Linked DNA regions of Mus musculus: regions 2, 3, 4, 5, 6 and 7 are each linked to region 1. A link is a loop called in an ENCODE intact Hi-C map of the cell type or tissue named here. Cell type or tissue: gastrocnemius. All regions are shown on one strand. Each heading gives the region's core, and the rest is flanking DNA. Links, peaks and the distances in the headings are about the cores only.

Region 1 (4,388 bases), core at 256-4,255:
CCTCCACAGGGGCACACCTCTTCCTTAAGCAAGCGCTGTTTAAAATCCTGGATTAGACAAAGGATTAATTTCACCTGAACTAGGGAAATTAGCATATGAAAAACATCTTTGTCTTTGTCTTGGGCTGTTATTATTTTGTTTTGAAGTATTATCCTATGAGGTTAGATATTTCACTATTTCCCATGAAGAAACTGCACATACTCACCTGTGCTTGGGGGCACACACAGGCCAACCTCCAATCAGGTGTGGCTCCTGTAGGCTACCATGAAGCCCTCCAATCAGGTATGGCTCCTGTAGGCCACCATGAAGTCCTGCTTGCTTTCCTAACCACAATCTAGAAGGCAAGCTCAGTCCTAAGAGTTGTTCATAAAGTTTCTTTTTAATTTTTTAATTTTTAATTATGTGCATATGCATGTGTTTGAGTGTGGATTTGTGTACGTGAGCGTAGCACCCTTAGAGGATGTCCGATCCACTAGAACTGGTGTTACAAGTGGACTGGACTCTGGTCCTCTTCAAGAGCGGTACAAGCTTCTAACGGCCGCACTCTGTCTGCAGCTTCACAAATGACAAGGTTTTGGTGCCTCTACCTCAACTCCTCTGAATCCAGTTTGTCCCTGATCCTGGCCAGGTGGCCTGTGTTACTACCTCTGCCCTCTCTGGAGCTCCATGGCTCACTCATTCCTCTGCCATGACCTTAGTTATCTATTGTGGTGGTTTGAATATGCTTGGCCCAAGGAGTGGTGCTGTTGGGAGGTGTGTCCTTGTTGGAGGAAGTTGTCACTATCTATGGGCATGGGCTTTGAGAGAGCCTCTTCCTAGCTGCCTGGAAGCAATCTTCTCCTGTTTGCCTTTAGAATGAGACATAGAACTCTCAGCTCCTCCAGCACCATGCCTGCCTGAATGCTGCCATGCCTCCTACCATGATGATAATGGCCTGAACCTCTGAACCAGTAAGCCAGCCCCAATTAAACGTTGTCCTTTATAAGACTTGCCTTGGTCATGATGTCTCTTTACAGCAATGGAAACCCTAGCTAAGACACCTACCTCTCTCATCTTGGGCCATCCTTCAAACCAAGCTTACCTGGGCTCCTCTGGGTGGATTTGATTTTCTTCCTTTTAAACCACAGGAATGGAAGGCCAGCTACCTAGAGAGGTACCAAGTTCTAACTGTGGGTCACAGTTCAAACAGATCTCCCTACTTCAGCATCTCAGTTGCTGAGATTAGCAGAGATGTGTCACCACATGAGAAATGGCTCTCTCTTAATAACAGCCTTGAAAATGTATTCGCAAAACAATAGCCAAAGCCATAGCTGTGGGCATGTCTGTGGAGGAAGGTCTAGATTCCTTATTGACGAAGAAAGACCCAGCCCATTGTGAACAGCTCTGTTGGGTCTCAGGCAATCCATATATCCAGTTTGAGCTCATTTCTGGATATTTGCACAGCCTGAGACCTTGCATCCCAGCCTTTTGTTGATGAGGGATGGTGTAGTCTCTTCTGCAGCTACTTCTTGGCTGGTGAGGACCATCCTGGTAGTCCAGGAAGCTGGAATGCAAGGCAAAAGTGGGGAGGGCCTGGGAGCTAGCAGCATCTGGACGTACGCATGGCCTGAGACCTGACAGACACATGGTCTGGGCCTCTTGGGCTGTTTAAGAAGAAAGAGCACAAAGAGGCAAGGGTCCATCGTGTATCTCTGCTCTAGACTAGGGATGGGATCTGACCAGCTGCCCTTAACCTCTCTCGATGGTAGTCTCTAACCCGTCACCGAAAGCCAAATAAACCCTTCCTGAACTATGCCGCTTTGGGTGGTGATATTTTTTCACAGCAACAGAAACGGAACTAGAAAGCTAGAAAAAAAAAAGACCATCTTTATTAATTTTGTGAATTTAAGCAATATCTTTGCCTACACTTGCCTAGAGATCTAAATAAAATCGTTAAGCAGTTCCTGTTCCAACCCCTACCACAGGGAAGTATTCTCCTTACTGGGTCCCCACCTCAAGCATTGCCTGCCCATGGGCCACTCAGGCTTCCTGGTCACGGAGACCCTCAGTGTTGGTCAGCTCACAGTCCCCATACCCGGATGCACGCTGGGCATATCTGCTATGTTTGAGGTGAGACTTTGAAAGTCGTTGTAAAGTCCCACCCCTCCTTCTTATAACCTATTTTAGAAACAGGGGCATTTTAGATATAATCAAATTCGGGTGAAGTTATATTTGATTATTTGCAACAACTACTGTACTAACAAACAGAGAAGCATAGATCTGCCCAGGGACAATGCCGCATGGAGACCGACATAGGACAACTGCGGTGAAGGGTCTTCTAGTGAACCTCCCTGGAGCCTTCAGAGTGCTCTATGAACACCTTGACTTTGGATTTGCATCCACTAGAAACAAGAAATAATTCATTTCTGAAAATAATACGATCTCTAAGCCTCTCAGTTTGTAGCACTTCAGCGAAGCTGCCCCAAATGAGCATCCCTGCTCCTGTACACCAATGCAGGGTGCTTGGCACACCAGCTGGGCTTGTTGAGCAGGTCACTCACAGACCCACTGGGGCCTTGGGACAGGCAGTCATCCTGTCGCGCTTTTCGGACGCCCCACGAGGACATTCCGAGTAAGCTACGCCTTCCCTGTCAGTTGTGTCCCCCTTTATCATTGTGCCCAGGTTTCTCCCTGTGTTTTCAAGGGCACAGCGCGGACTTCCTGATATAGCTGCAAACGCCAAGTGTCATTCAGGCTTTCTGCCAGCAGAGGGCGGACGAGCTGCGGGCTGGCTGCTGCTGCTGTGGATATACTACGTGGGGCTTCGGGCCAGGACACCACCGCGTTAAGACAAGGGATGCTGTCCCAGCCCGGAGGCCAGGGCCTCTGGCTGTGCTCTGCTCTTTCCGTGAACCCTGAAAATTAAGTCCAGTAGAGCATTCTAGAGTCGCCCAAGACACATTCAACTCTGATCGTCCTATGCGCCCGGTGGTCACACTGCTGAGCAGTTCTTGACCACACCCCAGATCTTCCGCACAGGCCACTCCAAGCGTGGGTGTAGGTACTGCCGGAATCCATGACCTGGAGAGAAGGGTGGGCCGTGTCCTCCCAGGACAAGCCTCTCTGGCGACACTCCGTCACCCTGCTGAGTTTGGGTTCCCTCTCATCTCATGCTCCCGCAGTATGGAGAAGCCTCTTCCATAGTCAGTAACAAATCTGTAGGGCGAAGGCCTTTGCCACCAGAGTGGTGCTTCCCTTGGGATCTCTGTGAATGACTATCACCTTGGTACAAACAACTTCATGTTCCAGCCAAAATAAATGGGGGTGGGGAGGGATGTCAAGCCAAACTAACAGCCACCTGAAACCCCATCTTTACTCCATCAGTAATAGTACTGACATTTTGCTATGCGTGCCCCACATTCTCCTGTCACTTGCACGTGTGGGTGTCTGCTCTCGACACTGTAATTTGCTTTTCCAACAAAGGGCACTGAAGGGACACTTGAGAGTCCCAAAAAGAGCTGTTGGGGTAGCTTATATGGCAAAGGTGCTTGCCGCCAAGCCTGGTCCTCGTTCCATCCCTGGAATCCATGTGGAACCCCTGGAACAGACTCTGACCTGCTCACTTGAGACATGGCATATGGGTACATATGCAGAAACACAACCACACAACCACACACACACACACTAATGAAATTAAAAAAAAAAAAAAAGAGCTGTCCACTCTGAAAGGAAAGGGAGTAGGCTGGCTGGCAGGCCAGGGACTGTCCCTGTGAGCCTGTCACCCTGAGTCATCTGAGGGCTTGTCCCTAAAGTAGGGCTTTTTTTTTTTTTTTTTTAGGAAAATCCAATTCCTATCCCTGCCTGGTCCCTCTGCAGCTCCTGGGTGTCTTTATCTGGTATGAATTTAAATCTGAAAAGATGTAAAAGAACTCTGTATTGACACACAGAGAACTCCACACCTCTTTTTCCTCACGCTGGCAGAGAGCCGTGGAGGGGTGGGAGGGTGACTGCCTCCCCCAGACAACATTCAGTGATGCCTGGCTGGAGACATTTTAGTTGTCACGACTGGGGAAATGCCATGGCTGCTGGCGGGTAGAACAGAACCCACTCCCCTAGCCCCCCAAAAAGAGAATTGGTCACTCCAAATGTTGACAGTCTCGAATTGAGAAATATTATTCCAGGTATTCCTAGACACTCCCTTAGGGCCCAAGAGACCTTAAACCTTGATCTAACTCGGTACCGCCAGGTAACAATGGCCTTGACCCAGAACCCCCAGGCCTTGTCCCTTGGCCCAGGACATAAAGAGTTGGTGATGAAGGCAGGCAAAAGGTTGCAAGGCAGGTCTGCCAGGCAGTGTGTGGGTGTCGGGGTGACTGTCACTGGGGTTGGCTTCCTGTTTCATCCTCTTT
Region 2 (4,388 bases), core at 107-4,106, 130 kb after region 1:
ATGAGTTCTGCAGAGAGATCTGACTTAAAACAAGAACCAGTAGCAAATGTGTTATGTTACAGTTTATGTACCGCGCGTCCCCTGCAAGGAAAGCCAATTGTGTTGAGGTCTTGGCGCCAAAGGTGGTACATTCAATCACAGATTAAACAACTGGATCAGGAGGGCTCAGAGTTAACTTATTATTGACAGATCCACAGTTAGATGCTGGTGTTAGGAGGTGATGGAAGCTAGGACGGAGTAGGGCTTGCTTGGAGGAAGCCCAGTCCTGAAGCCTGTCTGTGAGAGAATCCCTTGCCCTGACCTTGCCATTGCTTCCCTGCTGTCAGGTGAGTGACTGCTCCATTGTGGCATCTTCTCTGTGATGTTCTGCCTTACCTCAGGCCCCAGCCAGTGGAGCCACGCGAAACCCAAACCCATACTCACTTCCCATCTGTCACATTACTTTATCAGATCTCTGTCACATCGACAACACCTGACAAGTACATATTATTACAGAATATCAAACTCAAGATTTGACCTTCTTTTCAAAGAAAAATTACTGAGCTAGTGAGACTTTCAGTGGTGAAGGATCAGACAGAGCTTTATGTTGGGAAATAGGTGAGAGAGCACCAGACCACAGCGATTCTCAACCTTCCCAGCGCTGCAACCCTGGAACACAGCTCCCCATGCTGTGACGACCCCCACCATAAGAACACAGCTCCCCATGCTGTGATGACCCCCACCATAAGAACACAGCTCCCCATGCTGTGACGACCCCCACCATAAGATGACTTTCATTGTTACTTCATGATTGTAATTTTGTAACTGTTATTAATCATGATGTAGATAACTGATATTTGAATCCTGTGAAAGAGTCGTTTGACCCCCCAAGGTCAAGACCTTGGTATAGACAAGAATGACAAGTTCAAACAATATTAAAGAATTTCTCTCCTTTTTATAACCTATGTTGCCACATCTGTGTGTAGATTGAGCTACCTTCCTTCTGTAGCAGACAAACATAAAGCCACACTGAGTCATGGTTAGCTGCATATAAGCATAATGTGGGGAAAGGGCTTCCTGATGATGCTCTTCAACAGAGCCACCAGGTGTGAGAGGGGAGTGAAGGCTGCAGAGCTCAGAAACTCACCCCTCAGGGTATCTGGGCACCATACAACCTGGAGACAACCAGAGTTGTTCAGTCCATGGGACTTAGATGTTTGTGGCCTTCTCCTGAATAGGGCATGTTGCTTATGAAGATAATGAAGAACACAGGGCCAAGCAGAAGTCATTCAGTATGTCAGTACAAAAGTTAAAAAGAATTGGGCATCTTGAGCCTGGAGGAAGTTGGCTCCAGGACACTGGTACCATTCCTCTTGTGTCATGGGGACTTGAAGAAAGGCTCCAAATACTGTCCTCCATAGAGGAGGAGACACAACACCCTTTTGTGGGCCTATTGCAAGTGTTGTATAGTCTTTGATATGAGCGTGTATGTCTTGAATGTACATAAAAGGAAGAGGACTGTGACATCTTAGTATGTCACCTTCAACTCATTACAACTAACGGGGAAGGAAGGAAGGCAAGCACCCAGTTCTTTCACCCGGAGCCGCTGGGAAGCTGCGCTCTGCTCTGCTCTTACCAAACCAGAGGGCAGCTGTTACTGTAAGGGCACAGTGGTGGTGACTCACTCCAGTGTACACGAGGGAACAATCAGGCATAAGACCCCCCCCTCCCCCACACACAGTCTGGTACTCAACAACAGGTGACAACACAAGGGCTTCTTAATTAGCATTATATCAACTATTACTAGGAGCAAACACTTCTTGAATTTTAACATAATAAACTTACTTTCTTTTAAACTTATATTTTTATATCCCCTTTACCCAGTTTTAAAGGAAAATTGACTCATAAATGTCAGCCCGTTATTTAACTTAATAGTTACTTTTAAAAAAATGGAAGGTTTGCTTTTTTGGAAGATGTCCAGCCACGTTTTCAGAAGTCATTCAGAGGAGGGTTAGGGAATATGTTCATAAAAATCATTTAGATCTAGCAACTTACAGTATTAATTATTAATTTGCTATTTGAAGGAAATGGTTGTTCTAGCCACCGAGATCACCACATAGCCAGTGTATTGCCCCATCACACTAAAGGGAACAGGAAAGAGTGACAGACACAGGAATGACTATGGAAGGAGGCGGGGGGGGGGGGGCAGATTCTGCCTCACAAACTAACTTACCTAGGCTTTCACAGGTATACCAGGTTTTCATATTTGTGTTTCTAATTTTACCAGTTTTAAGGGTTGAGGAATGCTATTTGGGGGCTGTGAGGGCTCCTATCAGTATGCTGTACTTAGCATTTTAGGGCCTCCAAACAAGAGATGTCTGTCTGTGACTTGCTAGCACTCAGCCTGGTCTGAGTGCTCTTACATATACCTCACTGGACTAACTACAGACCCAAGACACAAGCCAGGACCAAGAAGCCACACCCCCTTCGCACCCTCAGCGCTGGCAAAAGCTGGGAGCTTGCCAGCAGTGCTGACACAAGGGTGCCACCCTAACCTTGCCATAGCAATCTAGGCAGAAATGGGACTCACAATGTGCACACGACTCTCATACTCTAAGTTCCATCCCAGGAAACCTCCTAGGAACACTCAGGAACCCCAGCACCCAAATGCTTCTGCCTCCAAGCCTGCCAGCATGGAACAATGGATGCATCTGACCCATAAGCCGGAGGGAGAGGCCAGGCACAGCATGCCGGTCCATTCTAACTAGGTTAGAATGACCCCTGCTCCAGCTGCGCAGCTCCTCTCTGGTCCAGATCTGGGTTAAAACCACTGTTCCCTACACCTGCCCCAGCATCAAGTGTACTATCCCACCCAGGACAAAAGGACCGAGGGATGAGCCTAGGGGACACCAGGCACTGTCAACACCATGGAGTGACAGTCAGTACCAAGTAAAGCCATGGAGAGCTTGAATGTGTGGGAAGACATCTGCTTGAAAACGCCAGACAAACGCATGCTCCTTTTCTGACCTGGACATCATGGAGCCAGGAGTGAGGAATCAACATGAACTCCGTGGCCTCCCTCAGGGATCAAACTATGTGGTCTCTCAGGGTGACTCCAGTCTGAAGACCTAACGACTTTATACAAGATTTTGTTATGTGCTCAAAATTTGCTGGTAAGTACCACAGGAATGTCACCCAGTCACAAGGAAGGATCCTCTTCGTAACTGCTGTTACATGTAAGCTTGTATTTCTTTGGTAGGACACACTGGCTTTAAAAACTATAGAGAGCCAGGTGGGTGAGTAACCTCATGTAACCTTTTTATAGTGGGAGGGATGTGTGTGTCCTGAGACTCACCTCTTTCCTGTGGCATTGGTGACTGGCTCAAGGCAGGATGGGAACTGGATTCTGACTGGCTTCCAGGTGGTTGCGGAGGCATCTGGCTACCTGTAGAACACAGGGAAAGGGAGGGTATGTGCTCTGCATTAATATTGTAACCACAAGAACCAAGCGCTTACAGAAGGTACAGAGAAGAGAGCTAAAAAAGTGTTCCATTCTTCCCTGTAAAATGAAGATAAAATAAAGATATTTACCAAAACACCTGCTTTTAGAACAAAACAAAACCAAACTAAAAAAGCAAACCTGCTGCTGATTGGGCTATCAAGCTCACGGAGCTATCAACCAACAGCTGCAGCCCACACATCCTTCACCACAGCCACAAACCTAGACTGGCCAGCAGAGCTGAGCCTCTCGACTCTGAACTCATACCTACTGGACAGAAATGAAAAAGTCTGGCACCCGCCCGTTCGTTCGTTCATTCATTCATATCTAATCAATACAGCAACATCAATTGCGAATAAGCAGAGTTCAGCCTAAACTCAGAAGGCTCCACCAAGGAGCACAAAGCATAAGGTACATTAGCACATAAGAGAGGGAGTATTGCTGCAAGTCCTGATTTTTGTTGCTGGTACAGCGATAGCATCTATTTAATTCCCAGTTGTTTAATATTTACTCAATTTTTCACATACAATGTAAGTTTCTTGAGATGATAATCATATATTTTCATTCCTTGAATGCTTCCCTTAGCATGAAGAATATATAATAACTCATAATCTAAGAATACAAAATAAGGGAAAAGACACTTATTTTATCTTTAAAAGAGACATGAATCATGCGGAGGCTTGAGGCATACTTCTGAAATTAAGAATCATCCAAGGTACCTGGCAATATTAACTCACTTCTGGGCCCAGAGGTTCAGACACATTTCTAAGGCTAAAGACATGGAGGAATTAAAAAGTATTGGATTTAACACCACCCTCAAGGCCCAAACCCTTGCAGCAGCCTGCACAGCACAGTGTGAGGGCATTGCTACTTTATGCTCTACCTTCTCCCTTGGTTACAATGAATATAA
Region 3 (4,388 bases), core at 167-4,166, 66 kb after region 1:
TGCTAATGCAGCAGAATGCTCTGCTATGGGTGAGCCAAAGCCCGGCCCACAGCAGGACAGCAAGCTCACTGGAGATTCCCAGGGGTGTCTGTCCTGGTACAGCTGCCTAATCTCATTGGAAAACAAAACAACAGAAACAAAACAGTAGCTCTTACTGGATCCTAAAACCCAAGCCAACTGAAGCCCTAAGCTTTGCACTAAGGATCCACAATGGCTGAACTTAACCCTCATCCCACACATCAGGCATCGGTGCTGTTCACTGAAAGCAGGGCGTACCAACAGATCCATCACATGTGATCAGGGTATGAGGGATAGCCAAAGCACTGTACACCGAGACTCACCCTGTCACCCTGGTAACCAGTGACGCTGCACTGGCTCCCAGAAGATACCTGACATGATCTCTCACACCCACCCCTCAAATCAAGTTATTCCCACTCACTGTTCCTCCCTTGGCTCTACCTGGTGAGAGGGCCTGAGTGTGGCTCCGCTGCCCTGGGAAGACACCAACCATACCAGGACCATGGAGGGAGGGGCTCCACAGTTAGTCTTTCCCTTCACCAGAGAGAGGACAAGGGCTTTCTTCTCATATGCTTCATGCTTTTTCTTTAAAATCACAAACACCACATTGGAAGCCTGCTCTAAGCATCTCTCTCCTTAGAGAAGCAGAGAATCCACCACAACGAGAGAGCCTATGGTGTCAGTCAGAGGCATGGCTGAGGAATCTCTTCTCAGAGGAAGCCCTGTCACCTGTGAAGATGAGGCTTCTGATGGCCTTCTTGTGACATCTAACTGTCTTCTGACTAAAATACAGTTTAGGAGTGATCCTGTGGCCTGACATGTGACATTTGATATCCTGCCATGTGGATATCAAAAAGGCTCCCTTCGAAAGGCTCCTGTGCATCTGAATGGTGGGGTTTCTCAGAGTTGTCAGCCAAGGGTGACATCCTAGCTATCATCCTCAAGGAACGAGGAGGAGGAAGGTCTGGCACTGAAGAGCCTAGGAATCTGATGCTGGCTGAATTGGCACAGTGCGTTATGGCTGTATGCCGCTGGACACCTGCTTAGAAGTAACAGCCATGGACCATCTGAGACCACGTACTTCATGGTCTGGCTGAAGCCACCCACTGTAAGTAGCCACTGACAAAGCCTGGTCGCCAGTGGTGGCTACAAAGAAGGTTACCCACTGTGCTGTTACTGGAAGCTTGGCCACCAAGGCTCAGAAATGTGTATCTGAGCAAAGCCGCTTTTGGTAAATTATCCCATTTTCATAAAATAAGAAAACAAAAAACCAAACCACTCACCTTCGGTCATAACTGGTTCCATAGGGAAACTGCTGCCGCTGTCCCATGCCCAGATTGGACATGGCCCCTGAGGGGCTCTGGTTGTACATGTCCTGCATGCCGCTGTTGGGCACCTGTCCTTGTGTCATAAAGGGCTCACTACTTCCAGGCACTGTGAGATGTGAAATAAAAAGCACAGGACTGAGCATTTTCCAAAAGCCAAAGGGCACATACATCCTGTCTAGTAACTTCAGTGGTCCCAATCTCACACGGCACACCACAATCCTTTGAGAGGATATAGAATCTGCCCAAGGGAGCAGGATCCTGAAATGCAGTCAAAGACACCTGCCTCCTCGCTGTTTGCACTGCAAGAGCCTCTGATCTGGCAGGACCTAGACACAGGCTGGGCTGCATCTCCGTGATTACGGTGTGTTACACGGCAGACGAGTCACAGATGTGGTGATGGTTTTGACGACTGTGCACTCATTCACCCAAGGGGAAAATCCAAGCAACCCTTCAGATCTGGGCAGAAGGCGAAAGATGGAGCCTATCTGACACTCTCCTACTAGCTTTGTCATGGAAAGAGGCACATTATGAAGGGTGGACAGAGAACAGCCAACAATGTGATGGTCACCTTGGCCCTATGCATTCTGCCAACCACCTGAACGAACCTGAAGGGAATCTGCAACTCAGAAGCTGAGTCCTGAGGCCCAGACTACCCTGCAGTGCCTGCTGAGCCCACAGAGAGCCTACATCTCTGCTGTCACAGGTGTGGTGTGTGGTCACCTCTCATGCAGCAACACACAAGCTCATGGAAAGCTAAGGTCTGTGTTAACTACTGTTTGTAGAACGAGGTGACACCAGCTTAGGAAGAGTTTGTAAACAAGACAGGAGATATGAATTTAGTCTCCACCTTTACCAAGAAACTCAGAAAACCTTGACATAAATGTGCATTTGCAACAGCCCAGCGTGTGAGGAGATGGCTCAGTGACTAAGGGCACTTGCAGGGCAGCATTTACAGCCACTCTGCTTCACTGCTGCCTGTAAGTCTAGCTCCAGGGGCTCTGAGGCCCCCTTCTGGCCATTGGAGGCATATACATATGTGCACATACATATGTGATTATAGTTAAAATAACAGCTGAAGATGGGGTGACCTGTGACTTATTTCTATCCAAAAGCAGACCACTAAAAGGAATGCATACACAAATGAGCACTAGCTCAGAGCCTGGAGAAAACTCTATTAAGTCCAGATACTTGTTCCATGGCTGCTGCTTGTCTTCATCCTATGATAGCTACTTTTGTGTGAGGCAGGAAAGTCACTGAAGCCTTCTGAGTCAATGCTGTCCCACTGTGGACCGGATACAAGGGTTGAGGCCAGTGCAGGACTATCACACTTTGGCACCTTTGCCCTGTGTCTAATCTCACGTCAACTTGTGGTAGAACCAGTTTTGAGATTACTTTCCATTTTGCAGATGGAAAAACAAAGACAGACAGAAGTCAAGTGGCATAATTAAAGTTAAGTGGTTTAATTCTCTAATCCACAGAGCTCCTTAAAAAAAAAAATCCACAGAAAGTAGATACTGTATCAAAGTCATGAAAATCATGTTTGCAGGGAAAGGAGACTAAACGGTCACTCAACGCGTGATAGACCTGCGGCCTTATGGAAAATTAGAAAAACATCAAGTTATGATCTGATTGGCAGGTGTTGAGGCAGCTGTAAGAGTCAGCTTAGTAAGCAGGAGCCACACCCCACACTCCTGCCAGTGCATTTAACTGCTGCCCGCACCTGCTGTGGGCAGCCATCCCTGGCACACACAGAAACACATCTGCTTGTATTCACAGCCCATGCTGTCCCCTCCTATAATGACGCTGGGATAGGCCACATGGCCAGTGTTGACCAACCGGCTCAGGAAAATGGACTCCAGCAAACACTTGCTTGAGCTTGCAACAGGGTTTATCTTGGATCCTGGATTTTACCTTCTGTAGCAAGGACACCCAAGAAACCCCACAGAAAGGTCCCAGACTCCAACTGGGTCCCCAGTAAAGACTCTGCTGACATCAGCCACCCCAGAGGCCTCCTGACGACACAGCCATGTGACATAGTGGTTCTGCTAACTGAAGTCTGAGTTTGGAGCTCTGCTATACAGGACAAGATGATAGAGGCACTTTATTCCCATTCTTTGACTCACTAAACCTAGGAATCCATCTCATGGAAACAGTCACACACCACAGATGTGTAGGAGCTAAATGGGAGGGACAGCCCAGCTAGTGTTACAGTACCAGGGGTTAGTAAAAGATTTACACACAGCAATGTACATGGAGAGTAACAGAGCCTCAGACACACTGGGTACCACGGTCAAAGACTCAGATAGAGTCAGCCTAGTCCGAGATCACGTGCCCTGTCCGAGGCAGGTGGTAAGCAGCAGGCAAGGCCGGCTCCATGGGTTAAGGGATCTCACAGCAGGCTGACTTGCTGCACCACTAAGTCACAGGTCAGTGGTGGTGACAACAGGACCACCCGCTGCTGCTACCCTGGCAACAGTGGTCTCCATGGATATTGGTCTAAATTCACAGACCAATGAACAACTTGAAGAATGAACAACTTTATTTACAACTAATTAGAGCTGTAAGAAAATGTTTTCTGTGGACATAAATGTCCCAGCGCTATGAGGCAGCAGGTGGGCAGAAATATACAAAGACTGTGCTATTTATCTTCCACTCATTATCTCTCTACCTGCCACCTTACAACACAGCCTCCACTCGGTCCCCTGCCTGCCCGAATTCATTTTTGTGCTGTGTGTGCATGCACAGGTGCACACGGTGTCAGAGTCTTCCCCAGCTTAACTTTGAGATGAGGCCTTTCTTATTGAATGTGGGGCTCACATACTTGGCTAGGCTGGCTATCTAGCAAACTAAAAATTCTCCTGTCTAGGCTACCATGGCACTGGAGCTGTGGGAATATCCACAAACCAGCTTTTACGTGGGTGCTGGAGATTTCAATTCATGATTGTGCAGAAAGCCCCACAGCCTCTCAAATTCATTCCTAGGAGAGACTGCAGGTCTGAGGGAACGAGAGGCTCCCGTGGCTCCTGTACAGCAGGACACAGA
Region 4 (4,388 bases), core at 185-4,184, 620 kb after region 1:
CTTTGAGTATGGCTTTATTTTCTATAAATTATTATCATGCAAGGGCACTCAGTGTTTAGAATATAAAACAAGATGGACCCAGGCTTCCTGCTGTGTTCCCCACAGTGGTTCCAGGGTAAGGATAGTTTCTGCAAACACTCCGTGTGTTTGTAAAACACATTATGGCTAGAGTCTTGACTGCTCCCTTCCTTCCCCAGGTAATATCCCCAACCCACAGTTAAAGTTACTGGAACAAGGGACAAGACCTCTTGGAACGTCAGATGTCTCAGCAGCAATGAGGCAAGCGTGGAGATGTTTGGTCTTAACATGTTACTAAGAATGTAGGTGATTGATAGTCCACCTGAATGATATCTCACAAATAATTCTCTCAGAGCATACCAGAAAACAGCTATATAGCCCAAATCTCAGCTTATTCCAACATCTATAGATATAACTTGATTACCCCCACCACTAATATTTTTTAGTGTGTGTGTGTGTGTGTGTGTGTGTGTGTGTGTGTGTGTATGTGTAGGTTTGCATACTTTTGGAGATCAGAGGTCAGACACAGTGTGGTTTCTCAGGGGCTCTTCACCTTGAGTTTTTTCAGACAGGTTCTTTCACAGGCCTGGAACTCAGTGATTAAGCAGGCAAATTGGCCACTGAACTCCAGGGACCCCCCCCCCCTCGCAAGGTGGCTGTCCTAGCCACCCCCCACCCCAGTGCTATGTTTACAAGGGTGTACCACTCTGCCTGGCTTTTTAATGTAGATGCTGGGTCTTGAACTTGGAACAACTTCATGTTTGTAACTTTACCAACCCCCTCCCTAGCCCCCCAGTTATTTTTTGGATGTGAATTCCAGGGGGCTGTATCCTCTTGTCATTTCTCAAACCACTTGTCATTTCTCAAACCATCTGTCTGGAGAGCACAAAGGAAGTGTTTGCTGAGCAGAGCAAAGGTAGTTCCCCCTGTGGCTGGAAGACTACATCCCTCTACAGCTTCCACCCGTGGGAGGGGAAAATATTGAACGTGGAGTGATTTAGCCAGGCTGTGGCAAACGTGGGCTCTGAGGTCACAGAACAAGGGCAGGAGTCCTGGCTGGGGCATCTCAGCTGAGTGTCTTTAAAACCTGATTCCCTCACGGAGCAGATGCAAAACAAAAGAATACAACGTATAAGAAGCTTTTAGAGAGTGTCAGATCGTCTCAGTAACACTAACAGGATAGGGCCATGAGCGAACCCCAAGTCCTTCCAGCTGACCTTTGTTAGAAACCATGGTCCTCTGTGAATATCCATTGCAGAGAACTTTGAAGGAAATACAGCCATGGTATTTTTCTTTGAGTGCCCAGGCTTGAGTCCTGTGGTCCAATTAGAACCCCTGGGCAAAGTGAGATATAGAGACCAAAGGATGTTGGCTTGTCTGGTCTATGTAAGAACCTTGGAAAGGGTCTGTATAGTTCTCCAAGTCGCACACACCCTAGCTGGCTCTTCCAGGTTTGGTTTATGCCCTAGTTTGAGTCTCAGGTTTGGGGATCACAAGGTGCTTGGCCGGGAGGGGTGGATTAGATGTTCTGCCGAGAAAGGTGCACCTGTCTATGTCAGTGTTTGAAGGAGTGTTAGCCAAGGACCCCACACAAGGCAGGGGAGGGGGCTGTGGCTGTGAACAGGAAGATCTGACTGTGACTCCTTGCCCTGTGTTGTGTGGGAAAGCCTAGACTCTTCAACTGAAAGGCAAGGGCCAGGGCGGCCTCTCCGATTTGCTTTCTGCATTCTTCTGGCTACCAGAAAGAATGTGCTAGAAGAGTACTCACCCACGGAAGGAATGAAGTTCTGACATCTTGCTACAGCGTGACTGCACCTTGAAAAACAGCTTTAATAAATGATGACGTCACTCACCAAAGGGGCAGGTACGGTACTGTTGTACTTCTGGGAGGTTAGGGTAGACATGCTGGGACAGAGGGAGACGGAGGTCACCGGGAGCATTTTCTGGCTTCCCGGTTTCAGCGTGAGATGAGAGTGAAGTTCTGGAGATGGGTGGTGGTTAATGGTTGCACAGACTTAACACCACTGGGGTTAAAATGAGGCATATTATGCTACATCCACTGTAAGATGCACCCCCCCCTGAAAGATATGGTATAAATAGGTTGTAATATGGGATTCTAAACTCCTTTGCTATTTTTCAGAGGGAGAGAGACCAAAGGACAGTAGGAGCTAAGTTGTATGTCTGTTGGACCTGGTTGGTGTCTTCTGGCTTGGCAGGTACTAGGTAGGGCTCAGTCGGATCCAGAGGCCTACCTTTGGCTGGTCCTCGAACTCTTTCCTGTTAACATAATGTATAGGGTTTCTCCCATTCGGCCGCTAACCTCCTCCTCATAGCACTTAAACACCCAGGTTCCACTTAAAAAAAAACCCAAAAAACAAAAACCCTAATTCTATTCTAACTGCCATCTTTGTTTACTTGTGTAAACAACAGGAGCAGATCCTATTTGGTTATCACTTAAATGCTAAAAAAGAAAGAAAAACAACAACAACAACAACAACAAAAAACACCAATAAGAGGGGAAAACGTGGAAGGAAAACCATCTCTGTGTGTGCGGATTTTGAAAAAACACCCTTCTTGACAATAAACAGCCGGGCTGGGAGGGCGCGGCTGGGAGTCTTTGGAGGGGGCGTGCTGCTCTGCGGCGCCCTCTGGTGGCCGCATCCCGGCATGGTCACGCTCCACTGAGGCTTCTCCAGGGGTTGGCATTTGGGGCCTTGGTGAAGGACAGTTCTCAAAAAGAGATTTACAATCACAAGCCACAGCGTGGTGCTTCAGGTGGAGGCCCTGGAAACAACGCATCCATTCTGGACGGCTCTCTCTCTGATGGTGGCCAGTGAGGAAGATACCAAGAAGAAACAAAACAAAACAAAACAAACGAAAAAACGTGTGGCCCATCCATTATACTTATGTTGTGTGATATTGTTCCTCAGAGGGCAAAGCCGATGAGAGGAATAAGTGATTGAAACAATCATTTCATTCCCTTGGCAGGAATTCAGTCATTAGCGATATACCTATTTTACAAAGGCAGACTAGATACATTAGAGATTGAAGAAACTGGAGCAGATGTTTTCCCTCTGATAAGCACCATTCTATTAAAAAAAAACCAAAAAACCAACTCTAGAGGGTTGGAATTTGCCCAGAAAACAGGAATACATGGGTTTTTAGGTCCTTTGACATTTAAAAAATTCCAGGAAATACTACAAGTGTGATCTCTAACCAGCATAGGGACTTACATAGGACTGCACACAGCCACAGCCACGGTGGCTTAAGTAATGAGGGTCTCCTCAGTGTGTGAGTGTGTGTGAGTGTGTGTATGTGTGTGTGTGAGAGAGAGTGTGTGTGAGTGTGTGTGTGAGTGTGTGTGTGTGAGTGTGCGTGTGAGAGTGTGTATGTGTGTGTGTGAGTGTGTGTGTGAGTGTGTGTGAGAGTGTATGTGAGTGTGTGTGTGAGTGAGTGTGTGTGAGTGTGTGTATGAGAGTGTGTGAGAGAGTGTGTGTGTGTGAGTGTGTGTGTGAGTGTGTGTGTGAGAGTGTGTGAGTATGTGTGTGTGTGAGTGTGTGTGAGAGAGAGTGTGTGTATGTGAGTGTGTGTGTGTGTGTATGTGTGAGTGTGTGTGTGTGTGTGTGTGTGTGTGTGTGTGGGTCACAGGTATCCCACATGCTTTCAAGTTCCTCAGTAGTTTCTTGTGGACACTTTATGTTTTGAGGCAGCCATTGTCACCATTTCATAGTCCCAGGAGGAGGTGAGGTTCCAGTGCTGGCGACTTGATGACGGTCCAGTACAGCCCCCAAATCTTAGTGAGGCGAAGCATACCACCTGGTGTTAGTGCTGGATGTAAATTCTTGTCCCCACATCTATCCTGGGACAGAGCAGCTTAAGCCCTAAGGAACCTGGAGGAGGCTAAGGCTACTCGAGTGTGAGGGTCATAGGTTGTATCAGACTCCTCTAGATGCTCACAGAGATCTGCAAAGGCTCACCCCTAACTCCTAAGGATGGTGTCAGGCAAGTATTGATCTGGATGGGGCCCAGCTAACTCTCTTGTGTGGCTCTGCTTCTAAGACACTGGTGCTGGTGGGATTTGAACTCAGGCCTGTCTTTTCTCACCTGCAGACCTCTGCTTAGAATCCCCTGTCTAGCGATTGGATATTTCCCTCTGCTTGGGTATATGTGCACCTGCCTTCCAAGAAATATCTGTGACTCAGCTAGCAAGTCCCAGGTGAACCTAGGACCATGGAAGGGACCTGCCACCTAGTTTTGGGTGAATGGCTTAACTATAAGTTGGCTGCTTTCTTCTGGGGGAGATTTTATTTTTTCCTCTGAGAGAGCCACAGGGAGATACCACACACTAAACCCCAGGCATCCTCAGAATT
Region 5 (4,388 bases), core at 170-4,169, 200 kb after region 1:
TTTTTGCTAACCACTGGTGTCTGGTTAGAGCAGCAAAGTCCTGCATGATAAACCACACCAGGCCACACACCTTGAGTCCAAAGGCCGATTCATCCTCTGAGGCCCAGACGTCAACCCGCAGTGGTAGTGAAAGAAATGATTTAGGTACGATCAAGACCCCCTCTGAGGACAGCCCTGAGCCAGGTGAGCCAGCCCCTGGGAGGAGGTCAAGAGGGGCTCGGTGAGTTCTCTCGGGGCTAGTGCTCTGCACTGAGAGGACCCACCCGCCTCAATGTGTGTGGGTGCCAATCCTCAGCAGGGCCATCCTGCTCACATGCCACGATGCTGCACAGGCTCTTTAACTTGTTACTGAGAGACAGGATAGCAAGGGGGAAAGTTGTACTCAGAAAACCAACCATCATGCTGGCCACCCTGCTGATGCTAGTAGCTTCTTGTCCTTGCTCACAGCAGAGTGGGCAGAGCCAGGCTCTGGAATGCTACAGAGCAAGAGGTCTTGAGAACAGTGCTCTGGGAGAGGCAGGCAGAGTCTAGGCAGCAAGTTGTAAAAAGATGGCAGAACTTCAAAACTGGCTGTCAGTCTTGTGCAAGAGACGACAGAGCTCATTAACATGAATTTAAAAGCTGCATGGAATGAGATGTGTATTGATAATTACTGTTTTTTTAAAAAACGTAATTATTCAGTCTGGTGTATAAAGCTCTTAAGTTTGGCTACTAAAAAGAGCCAATATGAAGGAAAAGAACAAGGAAAGGAAGAGAAAGTCTGGGTGCTCAGCATCTGGGAGGTGGGGCCGTGGGGCTGAAATCAGGATGAGCCTGTGACTGGCCTGGAACACAAGTGTACATAGGCCATGCCAATGACAACAGTGCTGCCAATGACAACAGTACCAAGGAAGACTGACTGCAGCATGAAAATGAAAGGGTTAAAGAGGAGCCACCTAGGAAGGTCAGAGCCTGGCCAACCCCACCCCACCCCGCCCCGCCCCACCAGAAAGATGGTAGACTGGGTGCTGGGCTGACAAGATGAGCAGCTACTTTGTGATGGAAACCATATGTTGCTGATATCAAATATGATTTTGGGCTAAAGACTGAGATGTTGGCTCAACTAGAGTGGAAAATCATGGGAAGATCCACTAACACCATTTCTGTTTACACTCCAATTTCCAACGCTAACTGTTAGATTTAGAAACAAGCCATAGCATAGATTTTAGCTTAGGTTCCCCCTCCCACACACGCACAAGAGCTTCATCTTTGATTTCCTGAGCCCTGCCTTGTACAACACCAAGCTGCTGACCGCAAATATTTTTAAGATTGCAATTCCAAATGAACACCGAAGACTTCAGCTAAAAGCCTTTGGGGAAAGCCCTGCCGAGGTAACTACTGTGGGCATTCTAGGACGTCTGCTTGTGAGCTGCACTCATAGATCCTATCTTGCCAGCCTCTGTCCCTCAAGGACACTAAACCCTGATGTGGGTATTTTCACATACATACAATTACTGCTGAGCACAGTAAAGCCGAGACTGGTATCTACAGAGTGAGTTCTGCATATTTTAACAGATTTTAAAAGTCAAGTAGAAAAAAAAAATCAGTAGCAAATAGAATATCTATTTAAAGATAAGGCTTTACTATATTTGACAACGGGAGGTGAGAGCAGCGCTTTCTGTGGAATTTAGAGCCCCATGTGACTGTTCGCAAGGCCGCTTCAGCCTCCAGTCCTGCTTCTCTCTCTAGCCAGGCTAAAGGGTATTTCAAAACCCCTTACCAGGCTTTTAAAAAACTCATTTCACCTAAGCAACTTCACAAACCTGTTTCCTTCAAATACTATGGGTTTAAAACATACACACCCTCGTTTACTGTCTAACATTCTCTGTTCTATGAGGCTTTAATGTTAGCACCTATAGATGAAAAAAATACTACCTAAAATCCAGGAGGTTAGTCTCAATTTCCTCTCAAGGGAATAGCAATGTCCTAGGCAGGATTTCCTGCTGCTCTCAGAGCATGTGTCTCTGCTGGAAGGAAGCCCTCTAGTGGGAGCAGTGGAGTATGCCAAGTCTCAAGGAGCCCTTCAGACCAGTAGACTTACTGGGAACCCATGTCCTGTGTTACTCCTGTCATACACTCTAAAGTAAATGTTCAGAGAAAGGTTGATAACCACTTTGTGTCTCATCAGCCAGAAACTATCTATATAAAACTGAAGTATGCTTGTATTGATCTGATACATGATTAATTTTTAGCTATTTGCCAATGTATTTAATTTGGCTATGAAGCGACACTAACTTTAAGTTAAAGGGGAAAAAAACGTGTGACTGGAAAACAATACAGTATGTTTTCAGTAGAAAGACTTGCTGGAACCGGAAGGTGTGCACTGGTATTAAAGTGTTGACTCTTCATGTCTGCTGTAATCTGCATTACAAACTCCTCAAAAGAAACACCTTCCAACATTCATCAAGAAAGACATTCTGCACATTTGATCCATACAAGGCTCATGCTTAAGGTCTCCAAACATGGAGGGGAGTTTCCCCGTAAACACCCAAGTGAATGTACGTAAGCATCCTTACGCATTTGTTCCCATTTCTTCTGTGGAGAGTTAAGACTCGTGAACGTAATCACCAAAAGAACGCTGCAGGTGCAGGGCATGGCGGCGCACGCCTTTAATCCCAGCACTCGGGAGGCAGAGGCAGGCGGATTTCTGAGTTCGAGGCCAGCCTGATCTACAAAGTGAGTTCCAGGACAGCCAGGGATATACAGAGAAACCCTGTCTCGAAAAACAAACAAACAACAAACAAAACAGAAACAAGAACCCAAAAAACAGCTGCAGGCGTACACAAAGTGCAGTTAGGGTGTAGTGCAGCTGACCTGCAGAAGGCAGAAAACTCTCAAGGGCTCCTCCAGGACACAAGTGTGAGGACAGAAGCTTAAGAGAACAAAACAGGCTGGAGGTTAGCCCAAGCTGTTCTTCCACAGGATCGGGGTTCACGTCCCAGCATACAACTAAAGGCTCACAACTCTCTGCAAGTCTGGCTTCAGGAGAATCTGACACCCTCGGAAGCCACTAGGCATGTACATTATACACAGACATAAATGTAGGCAAAACTGCATGCACATTTAAACAGACGGACAACTAAAAGACTGAATGACTGAGCAAATGAATAAATACCAAAGCCGAGGCTGAGGCCCGGCCACACTGATGTCTAAGGAGTTGATGGAAAATGCTGGCTGGCATGTGTGCCTACAAAGATCCCATCTGTAGAGGACTTCAGAGCACACACAGCACCAAGGTCAGTGATAGCAGGAGCCAAACCCTTGACCCTCTGAGCTGTCCTAAACCATCAAATCCCACAACTCCAGGATTGTCCGCCCGGAAAGGCTGTGACACAGGAGCTGAGAGGCAGAATTGAGCAGGAGTCCCTTCCTCACTTTAAACTCCTTCCCAGTTCCCACATAAAGCACCCAGAGAACACAGAATACTAATTGGCAGCCATGCTCCAGGACCCGCACTTGATCCCCAGAACCGACCCATGGTAGAAGGACAGAACTATTCCTGTGGGTGGCCTCCTGCAAATGTAAGCCCTGGTACAGGTGCTCTCGCCACTCACACATTAATAAATTGTTAAAAAAAAAAAAAAGATCAATACTAAAAACAGATCAAGAAAACCTATTTGTGTAAATACGCTATTCAATAAAAAAAAAATCAAGAACAAAAGTAGCATATACATACAAACAGGGGTGGTTCATCTTGTGCATTACGAACACGCCCAAGAAATGGGGAAAGGCATCAATAATTGCTTGCCTGCAGGCAGAGCAACTTACTGTTGTTCATTGCCTTACAATGTAGGTTTACTTATTTACTACAGAGGATCCTGGTTAATTAAAAGTAATTGGTTAACATAGAACAGTAACACAAATAGCACTGACTATCATTAATAATGTGATGATTGTATGCAGGTATCTTTGATGTTGGTCATGATGCAGAGTGCAGCAGCCAGCACTCATGGGCAGAGCAGACGCCTGGACACTTTCAGTAAGTAAAGAACAAGCACCACCTAATGACAACAGAACAGAGACACCCAGAAGCTGCCCCTGTGGTGTGAGTACTCTCAGGCACGTCCGTGCCCACCGCGAGTCTATCTAAGAGAAATCTGTTTTAAGGAAGTAATCTGTGACACAGCCCTTAGATACTGATTGCAAACTGTATCATTAGTTAACATCATGTCAAATTAGAAGAGTATATTAAGTTGGATGTAGATATACAAAGAACGTTTACACTAGGCAGTACTGAAGAACTCAGTTTTCAAGAGCTCTGACACGGAGAAGTGCAGGCGCTGCAGTCCATTTCAGAAGCAGGGCTAAGTCAGAAGCCGAAAGTCCGAGGCCTGACATCGTAGGTCTCC
Region 6 (4,388 bases), core at 132-4,131, 1.8 Mb after region 1:
TGCCCAGGTGAAAACCACTTCAAAGAAAAGAAAAGGGCTCAAAAACTATAGATTGCTTTATTTGATTGAATAGCAAAAAAGAAAAAAAGAAAAGTACAATCAAAAAAGTACAAAAGAAAATGGAAAAGTACAATCCTCTTAAATGGTCCCTTCTAGTTTAGACTAAATAAGTAAATAACTAAGTAAACAAACAAACAAACTGCGATCTGGAGAAAGGTCAAGCAGCTAAGCCATCCGGTTCTTACCAAGGTGCCAGCACATAGGAGGAAAGGTCTCCTAACAAAAAGAGCTGAGGAAACTGGATACCCACACATGCTCTGCCTCTGACCCAACAGAAAAATCAACCCAAAAATATGTTAATGACATTAGCATAAGACCTGAAGCCTTAGGATTGCTACACACATGAAACATTTCCAGACTCACATGTAAGTAGTGGCCTTCTTGATGGGATTATAGACGCTCAGAAGGTAACAAAAGGAGATGACCAATCAGGTTGCATCAAATAATGGACGTCTGTATGGCCAGGGCAGCAATCAACGGTGAGAAAACTATAGACAGAGAAGAAAATCTTTGCCAGATGTTCACGAATATTCTAGAACACACGAAGAACTCAAAAAATTAAACACACACAAAAAAATGTAATCTGTTCAACAAATGAGCAAATGGACCTAACCTACAGGTCTCAAAAATATATAAGTAAGTGGTCAACAAAGGTGTTAAATTGTCCAACGCTGTTAGCCAGCAGGGAGCAGCCAATCACCACTATCTGGTTTCCACCTCATCCCAATCAGATTGGCAGCCATCACAAAGTTAACAACAGATGCTAGCATGGCGTTGGAAAAAGGAAGTCTTATGCACAGCTGGTGAGAACGTAAATTACCACAGCCAATATGAAATCAACATGAAGGGGTTCCCTTAACAACTAAAACTACATCGCCCATAGGACCCAGCCTTACCACTTCTGTGTGTCTACCCCCGCCCCAAAGAATCAACTTATTATAGCAATATCGACAGATGCATATTTGCCACAGCACTATTCATAACTGGAAAATTACAGAATCCACACAGGTATCCTTTGACAGACAGAGGATAAAGAAATGGAGTTGGTTACCAGAGGGAAGACTTAGTGGGTGGAATTGTTTGCCATGGAGCCTGATAACCTGAATCCAGTGAGACCCTTGGACCCAAAAGTTGTAGTGAGGAGACCACTTTCTCTGACCTCTACATCTTCACAGTGATGTGTTTTCGCACTCACAAATAAATAAACATAATCTTTATTTAAGAAATTCTTTTCTCCATTCATATAGAACAACGGATCTATGTTGTTTGCAAGAAAATGGATGGAACTGAACGTTGCAATGTTAAATGATATAACCTAATCCTGAGATGGAAGTAAAAGGGTGTAAAAGGGAAAGAGAGGGTGGGGAGGGAGGATAAAACTCAAGAGGATGCACATAATAAAAGCACATTAAATGCACGTGTGGGCATGTCACAGCAAAACTTATTTTTCAATTAATATATGCTAAAAACAAAAGAAGAAAACAGTCTATTTGTGTTTGGATTTTAGAAATATAGCCTATATTTTGTAATCCTCCGGGCTAAATCTTTGATTGTTAGAACTAATCTTTAAATCATATTATTTTTTTAAAACCTACATAGATTTACGATGTACTCCTCTCCATATATTCTGTTAAATAATACCCAAACACAGCTGTCATATATAACCCTCTACGTTTCACTGCCTTGACGACAGGGATTTTATTTCTGTTAGTTGGCCTTGCCCTTTACTGTCATTCCCCTGTAATTGTGGTTTTCTGCCGACCTGCTTTTATTTCAGCTCCCTTTTGAAAATCTTCCTTGACTATGCTTAGTTAATTCAAAGTTTGGAACGGTTGGCGAATGGCGAATGGGACAAAAAAACCTTCCACGACGTGGGACAATATCGCCACCCAGTGGCTAAAATGGGCTTCCCTCTCTGCATCCTTCCAGATTTTTCCCTTCGGCTTTTCATATCATTTCTCTAAAGAACAGAAATGTCCTTAAAGAAGGTACCGCCCTGTCCCGGCACTTTGCAGAAAAGTAAACTACAGAAAGTAAACTACACTTGCCTTTGTAATCGGGCCCAAGATGCCACACTAAGACCAATATTCATGACACCTACGTTTTTGACAACAGCTGCTCCAAGCTGGAGGTGACCTTCAGGATTCACGTGCCCTCGGGAGATGGAAACTGAGGTACAGAAAAGGAAAATGACTTCTTGATGTCCATGAAGATGATTAAACAGAATTACAACTAACCTTCTTTCATGCTTCGCTTATAGTTTATTGTTAATTTTCCTATTAGGCTAATTCCATTTTAAAGGTTTTATTCCCACCCCACCTCCAACAGTATTCCAGGTTTTAAGAGGTGGGGGACCACAGTAAATGAACATAATCTAGGTATTTTAGATGCTTTTATTTGATAATAGTTTTTGTCCCCACATTGTCTTCGGTTCCCCTCTCCATCGTCTTCAAAGCCATCTCAAGAAAAAAGCAAGATCAATAATACTGAAGTGCCTTCATCGCGCTAAGTGATTCTGAGTTCCTAAACAAGCCGGATTCAAACAATATAGTAGAAGTGGTGCAGCTTTGCTGACACCACGGTCCCAGGATCCCCCAAGTTCATTTGCAACTGTGGTTCTAGGCAAACAACACCTCCCACCTCCCCACCCCCACCTATCACCCTCCCCACCCCCTCTACTCTCCCCACCCCCACCACCAACCTCCAACACTGTTTTACTGGACAGAGGTATGAGGAGCCTCCCCAGCTTCTGTTTGGATATTCTGGGGTGAATTGCTTTGTTGCTTTGTTTCAGTGCCTTTTCTAGCTGCTCTACATACTCTAACCCTTTAACCACATAGAAGCAGCCTTTGTTCCGGTGTCCAGCACCTGCACTGCCACTCACTGAAGCCCAAAACCTCAAGGAAGTAATAAATGAGCACCACCACGTCCACACACTCCCCGTGTGACTTTAAGAATACACATGACTGTATTGTAAAGGAGCTGTTTTGCCTCAGCATCCTCAGAGGCTGACTCTCCTTGGCAAATGGCAGGTTGAGCCAAAAGCATTATGAAGTAGGAATGTCAAGGCGTTTTCCTTTAACCAGCATTTCAGGACTCTGGGGAAGGTCCTAAGAAGTTACCCACAAGAATGTGTCTTTATAAACCATGCAAAGGTTTTTTTACTCAGCATCAGCTAAGACCACCATCTCATTCCAGGTTGTAGACTGTTGGAACTGAAGCCATTAGGAATCCGGCTGAGGGAGGAATTCACTACAAACATTCACTTTTACCAACATTTGGGAAGATGTCTTAGAGAACTTCAGCAAAATGACTTCGAAAGAATAGATTTGATTTGAATGGATATAGAGCACCCCCTTCCTGCTCTATTCTGTAATTTAAAGAACGGGGAGAAATTTTAAATAAAAAGTAATGGGGTAAGAAATAAAAATAAGCCGGGCGTGGTGACGCACGCCTTTAATCCCAGCACTCGGGAGGCAGAGGCAGGCAGATTTCTGAGTTCGAGGCCAGCCTGGTCTACAAAGTGAGCTCCAGGACAGCCAGGGCTATACAGAGAAACCCTGTCTCGAAAAAACAAAAACAAAAAAACCCCAAAAAAACAAGAAATAAAAATAATAGGGTAGATAATAAAAATCAATAGAAATTTCATCTAGATCAGTAAATTGCAACACAAATATTCATCCCTTAGAATCCAGGAGCCAACTTCATATATATATATAAATTATATATTATATTATATATCACACAGCTATATGATTATAATAAAATATATTATAAATATAATATCAATATCAAAACCTGAAAGAAATTTATCATAAAAAAATTTGGCTGTTATTTGGAGATGTTATATTGTGATTTTGCTATTGGATATTTATTATTTCATGTGATTTCTTGTCTTATTCCAAATAAATATTGGCTTTGACACTTAACCTAGTATTTGTAATTTTGAATTATCTTTCTTAAAGGAAACCTTAGTTGTATAAGTTCCCAGGCCATTTCTATCCAGGCTTCCTTAGACAGGGAAGGGGGTGTGTTAGGGCTTTCTCCTACAACAGGAAAAGAAGATTAACATGCCAGAAAAGAATATTATCATGAGACGCCCCCCATAGGCAGAGCATATGAGAGAGCGGACAATAAGTCACTCTATTTTATAGTAAAATTACATTAAGAGCATATACAATTTAACAGTTACCCAACTTCAACATTGTCTAGTGAGCTGAACTATAGAATCTTCACAAACTTTAAAAAAAGAAAAAGGGTGTCATACAAGTTACAAAGATGACCATTGTAAATGAAGAAAAACCACCAGGCCTCACAGGACAATGGGA
Region 7 (4,388 bases), core at 209-4,208, 150 kb after region 1:
CGGTACTGGTCAGCTTAAAGCCCAGACACTGTAAAAGGAGGTGTAGGGGCCCTGCAGGCACAAGAGGCCATGCTTTAACACAACACCCAGTCATTAGGCATGGTGACACTACTCCTGGATGCATGCGACAGGTGGCAGGATAAGCTGTACTGTTTAAGAGCACTAGATTTTCAGCTCAGAAACCAACATTTAAACACTGGTATCTGGGTGGAAAAGATGGCACTTGCCATGTGAGCCTGGTGGCCCGAGTGGGTTCAGCAAGAAGGGACTTCATACGTTATCCTCTGACCCCCACATATGTGCTACACAGGTCCTCTGCATACATACACATATTATTATTACTAAAAACTAGTTTCTATTCTACTAAATGTAGAGTTAATGTCTGTTAAATATCTGATTAATCAATTTATACGTGAAATTAACCTGGTTTCTGAAAGTTTTAAAAATTTATTGTATTTGAAACTACACTAGCAGTTTATTCTTGTGGTAAAACTTAAAACTTCTGTATGTTTGACTTTAAACTATATTGACTGATTAACAGGCCAATTTTGTGGTATGTGTGCATGTGTATGTGTGTGCATGTGCAGACTAGAGGCTGACTTGGTCTTTCCCACTTATTATTGTAGACAGGGTCTTTCCCTGAAGGCAAGCATGCTGATGGGGCTACGTTGGCTGGTCAGCCAGCTCCAGGGCTCCGCTGGTCTCTGGCTCCTCAGCAGGAATCACAGATGTGTGCCACCAAATTTGGGTTGTGACATGGGTGGCTATGGATACAAACTTCATGGTTATGGGATGCTGAGGTGACTACGCTATTTCTTTCCTTTTGTGCAGGGTCTCATGTGGTCCAGGCTGGCCTTCACCTTCCCATGGAGCTGAGGTTTAATCCCAAGGGCTGGGTCTTCAAGCATGCGCTCTCACGCTTTGCTTGTGTGGTGCCAGAAACTGAACCCAGGGCTTACACCTTCCAAGAAGACACCAACCTACATCCCAGCTCCAAAACCTCTGAAAAGTAAAAGCTAACGCGCTGTACTGCTCTGGGAAACTCACCAGCAAGGCCGAAATCCCCAAGACCTGGGGGTCTACCTACCACCACTGCTCACATTTAGATGTAATAACATCTGAGTGAGGTCTCCATTCAGTGTCACATATATGCATGCAGTGCTTCAGTCAATGGCTTTTGAAGAGAAGGATGCACAGTGAAACCTAGGGCAGTGTGCAGCTAAACCCTGAACCAGTCCAGTCCAGTGAGGGGGACGTTGTGGGGGGCAAGCTGGCTCAGTTCAGAGTGTGTGTGTGTGTGTGTGTGTGAGTGTGTGTGTGTGTGTGTGTGTGTGTGTGTGTGTGAGTGTGTGTGTGTGTGTGTGTGTGTGTGTGTGTGTGTGTGGTGGTTCTACGAGTGCTGAGCTGGCTCAGTCCAGTTCCACCTAGCACGGCGGGGTGTGGAACAAGCACTGTGCTCTTGTGCACACAGCTCTTCAGAACTTGTGTCCAGGTTACCTGGAGCCTCTGGGACAACTGGAGGTTGCATGACAGAGACCACTAGGACACAGAGGGGAGGAGCCACATTCTGAGCCACAGCTTCACATACGCACCAGGCTTACTTTAGATTTTAGCTAGGTAGTTATCAAGCACACTTTTCAAATATCTAGAGCGTATTAATTACCCGTTGTCGAGATAGGGATTCAGTCAGCAGCTACTATTGTGCTATGAATGCTAATGCATCTCTGTGAAGGCTCAGAACCAGGCAGAGGCCTTCAGACTCAAAGACTTGGCTTAGATCTACAAGTTGAGAACTATGGTTTTAGGTGCTGTTCTTAAGCACAAAGATAACAGACTGATCTATCCCCTTTGAGTCTCTCTGAGGAGGGGAGGAAAAGGCCAGTGAGAGACAACCCACCAAGCCACAGCTCAGGATGAAAGCTAGTCCTGGAATAACCTCAGAGTTGTCTTTTCTTAGACTCCTTTTTCTTTTTCCTTTTCTTTCTTTTTCTTTTTCTTTGTCCCCTTTCAGAATTGGCATGCTTGCACTTGGTCAACATCTACTGGGCGCCCTCTCCTGGCCAGGCACGGTTCTCCACCCTTGATGTAACGGGAAGCTGCACTTAACAAGAAAAGGACTCAGTTGGACCTTGAGGGGTAGGATGGATAATATAGAGTAAGCACAGGGTAGTTGACTTCAGCTGTGTGGGCAAAGGGCTTGCCCAGAGTCATAATACTACAGGAATGCAAATCTGTTCCATGACTGTCTCTAAGGGAAAAAACATAGGAGAGGAGGGGACAAGACAGAGCAACACGCTGAGGACTGAGGTGCAGCTCTCTACAAATGACAGTTTTGTGTTTAAAAAAAAAAATCAAAAGAACTTGTCATAATCGTGTGTGTGTGTGTGTGTGTGTGTGTGTGTGTGTGTGTGTGTGTGTGTAATGGATTCACGGTGATGGTCGTGAAGATGGGGACAGCACCAGTGACCTCAGGCCTGAGATTGTAACTCCTCTTGTATTTTTTTCACTGTGGCAGCACTACCAACAGAGTTCATAACCTAGCTCTAGAAAGGCCAGGAAACCAAATACAAACCTGGCAACTACAAAGACTGCCTGGGGTGGTTCTCTACCCCATGCTTCTCAGTGATGACTAACTAACAGTCACCTAGACACAAGCAATGGCCCTCATGAGGGACAGTGAGGACAGCACACTGGCTGACTGGAGGCTCGGGGTAGCCAGAGCCACTACCTCCTAAGTGAGGGTGGGGCCAGCAATCCATGCTGCCCCTGGAATGCTCAGAAGGCTAGACACCTCTAGCTTCAAACCCAGAGTTCTCTCTCACATCTGCACTGAAATGCAGCCCCAGTATCCAAACTTTCACACCTAACTTGGCTAAAATAAACAAATCAACCAAAACAAACCCTCCCTCTGAATGGTTAGGCAGAATTACTAAGGAGGGTCACAGAAACAGGGTCAGCCCAAACGCTTCCCTTCCACCTCCGCTGTGCCCCTTCCTCTTCTAAGCACAGACACTGCTCTCTAATTTCTTCACCCCTCCTCCTCCACACAACCCTGTGTGCCCACTGCGACCACCCTTCCCTAATATCTGAAGAGGACACTGAACCTTATATATTAACTATATTTTTTTACATACATAAATGTCTCTGGTAAAGTTTCCTATTTATTAGGCATAGTAAAGGATCACCAATAATAATGTAACAAAATAATTATAATGTGCCTGCTTTATTGATTGAGGTAGGGCCTTCCAATCAAAGTCTATAGCTAGCTTGCTCTGAAGATCCCCCGTATCTGGGTCTGGGGATCTGAACTCCAGTCTGAATGGTTAACTGTCAAAATGTCCCCCAGACCAAGAGCACACTTATTCATGAACTTCATGTTTTTCCCATACTCTCCGCGTGCAGGCCCAGTGCACTTCCCTATGGTCCTAGAAACATGTCCACAGTCTGCTCTGTGGAATGAATGAGGCAAGTGGTGATAAAGGAAGGCAGGGAGGCCGTGGGCAGCCGGGCTGCCGGGCCTGGCACAGGACACACCTGAAGCAGCAGCATCTGAAGTGCAACAGAAGCCCCCATGCAGCACTGTACTGGCAGCCTTCACAAGGTCACACCCTGGCATTCTGCAATGTGCATTTAAAGCAGTTTGCAAGTACAAATCCTGGTGTCACTTTCTGTTTGGAAGAGAGAATGTCAACACTAACAATCCCCGGGTATACCATTTATAAACATGCAGATGTGAATTATTAAAGATTAATGCCTTTCAGGATTGGTGTCGGCATTCCGTTTGTCTCGTGCCGAAATCAATTCTGCTCTTCATTAGTCAATGACAACCCACATCATCCCGTCGTGGAAGAGAAATCAAAGGTGCACGTGTGTGAATGAGAGTAACTGATGAAACTGATTAGTACTAGGCTTAACGGCTATAATCAATCAACACATCAGAGTCCTCAGCTTCAGCGGAGCAGGAGACAGGGAAGTAGAAGGAACGCTCGCTCCTTCGGGACCAATGGCCTGCTCCTTTAGAACACTCACACGGAAGAGCTAAGAACACACCAGCTCTAGACACTATTCATTTAGCCACCATTTCCCGAAATGTAGCCAAATGGATTCGGACACTCTCCTCGTCTCTGCTTCCATTAGCTCATAAAAGCACTGTACCCCTCACGTCTCGAGTCCTCAGTACAGCAGGTCAATGCCTCCCCTTCCACAGAGGCAGTATGCTGCTGCGTGCACGGCTGCAGCGGTGACAGTCCACAGAGGCAGTATGCTGCTGCGTGCACGGCTGCAGCGGTGACAGTCCACAGAGGCAGTATGCTGCTGCGTGCACGGCTGCAGCGGTGACAGTCCACAGAGGCAGTATGCTGCTGCGTGCACGGCTGCAGTGGTGACAG

Evidence for each region. Peaks named below come from ENCODE experiments on the same cell type or tissue, not always from the same donor. Only the 100,000 strongest peaks of a DNase experiment are listed, where the experiment ranks them.
Region 2: it touches region 1 in a loop (3-fold over the local background); 18 of 42 quality-filtered maps call a loop at or near these places.
Region 3: it touches region 1 in a loop (2.9-fold over the local background); 20 of 42 quality-filtered maps call a loop at or near these places.
Region 4: it touches region 1 in a loop (11-fold over the local background); 10 of 42 quality-filtered maps call a loop at or near these places.
Region 5: it touches region 1 in a loop (4-fold over the local background); 15 of 42 quality-filtered maps call a loop at or near these places.
Region 6: it touches region 1 in a loop (9-fold over the local background); 11 of 42 quality-filtered maps call a loop at or near these places.
Region 7: a loop joins it to region 1, with 5 times the contacts of the local background. A loop is called at or near these places in 20 of 42 quality-filtered maps.

The regions. Positions count from the first base shown.
Region 1 is chr17:5,395,987-5,400,374 of GRCm38, reverse strand. No RefSeq gene overlaps it. Among named protein-coding and RNA genes, the nearest start is that of Gm29050, 13 kb to the left of the region's middle. In gastrocnemius, for the core only: a CTCF peak has its summit at 2,741 (motif pointing right); a DNase peak (open chromatin) is centred at 2,749; H3K27ac peaks cover 195 bases.
Region 2 is chr17:5,263,068-5,267,455 of GRCm38, reverse strand. Arid1b (AT rich interactive domain 1B (SWI-like)) reads right to left here. Exons shown (of 20, transcript NM_001085355.1): 6 at 3,335-3,424. Among named protein-coding and RNA genes, the nearest start is that of Gm34854, 41 kb to the right of the region's middle. In gastrocnemius, for the core only: no CTCF peak of the experiment used is centred there; no DNase peak of the experiment used is centred there.
Region 3 is chr17:5,329,551-5,333,938 of GRCm38, reverse strand. It overlaps Arid1b (AT rich interactive domain 1B (SWI-like)), which reads right to left. Exons shown (of 20, transcript NM_001085355.1): 16 at 1,302-1,452. Among named protein-coding and RNA genes, the nearest start is that of Gm29050, 80 kb to the left of the region's middle. In gastrocnemius, for the core only: a CTCF peak has its summit at 2,363 (motif pointing left); no DNase peak of the experiment used is centred there.
Region 4 is chr17:4,776,654-4,781,041 of GRCm38, reverse strand. No RefSeq gene overlaps it. Among named protein-coding and RNA genes, the nearest start is that of Gm34371, 16 kb to the left of the region's middle. In gastrocnemius, for the core only: no CTCF peak of the experiment used is centred there; a DNase peak (open chromatin) is centred at 2,677; H3K4me3 peaks cover 238 bases.
Region 5 is chr17:5,199,690-5,204,077 of GRCm38, reverse strand. The region is part of intron 4 of Arid1b (AT rich interactive domain 1B (SWI-like)); the gene reads right to left. It overlaps Gm34854 (a long non-coding RNA gene), which reads left to right. Exons shown (of 3, transcript XR_876354.3): 3 at 3,943-4,339. Among named protein-coding and RNA genes, the nearest start is that of Gm34854, 22 kb to the left of the region's middle. In gastrocnemius, for the core only: a CTCF peak has its summit at 2,036 (motif pointing left); a DNase peak (open chromatin) is centred at 2,020; H3K4me3 peaks cover 216 bases; H3K27ac peaks cover 1,363 bases.
Region 6 is chr17:3,568,633-3,573,020 of GRCm38, reverse strand. Gm34155 (a long non-coding RNA gene) reads right to left here. Exons shown (of 5, transcript XR_876342.2): 2 at 2,162-2,229; 3 at 424-548. Among named protein-coding and RNA genes, the nearest start is that of Gm34155, 8.3 kb to the right of the region's middle. In gastrocnemius, for the core only: a CTCF peak has its summit at 1,959 (motif pointing left); a DNase peak (open chromatin) is centred at 1,951; H3K4me3 peaks cover 510 bases.
Region 7 is chr17:5,250,304-5,254,691 of GRCm38, reverse strand. The region is part of intron 5 of Arid1b (AT rich interactive domain 1B (SWI-like)); the gene reads right to left. Among named protein-coding and RNA genes, the nearest start is that of Gm34854, 28 kb to the right of the region's middle. In gastrocnemius, for the core only: a CTCF peak has its summit at 2,064 (motif pointing left); DNase peaks (open chromatin) are centred at 2,062 and 3,495.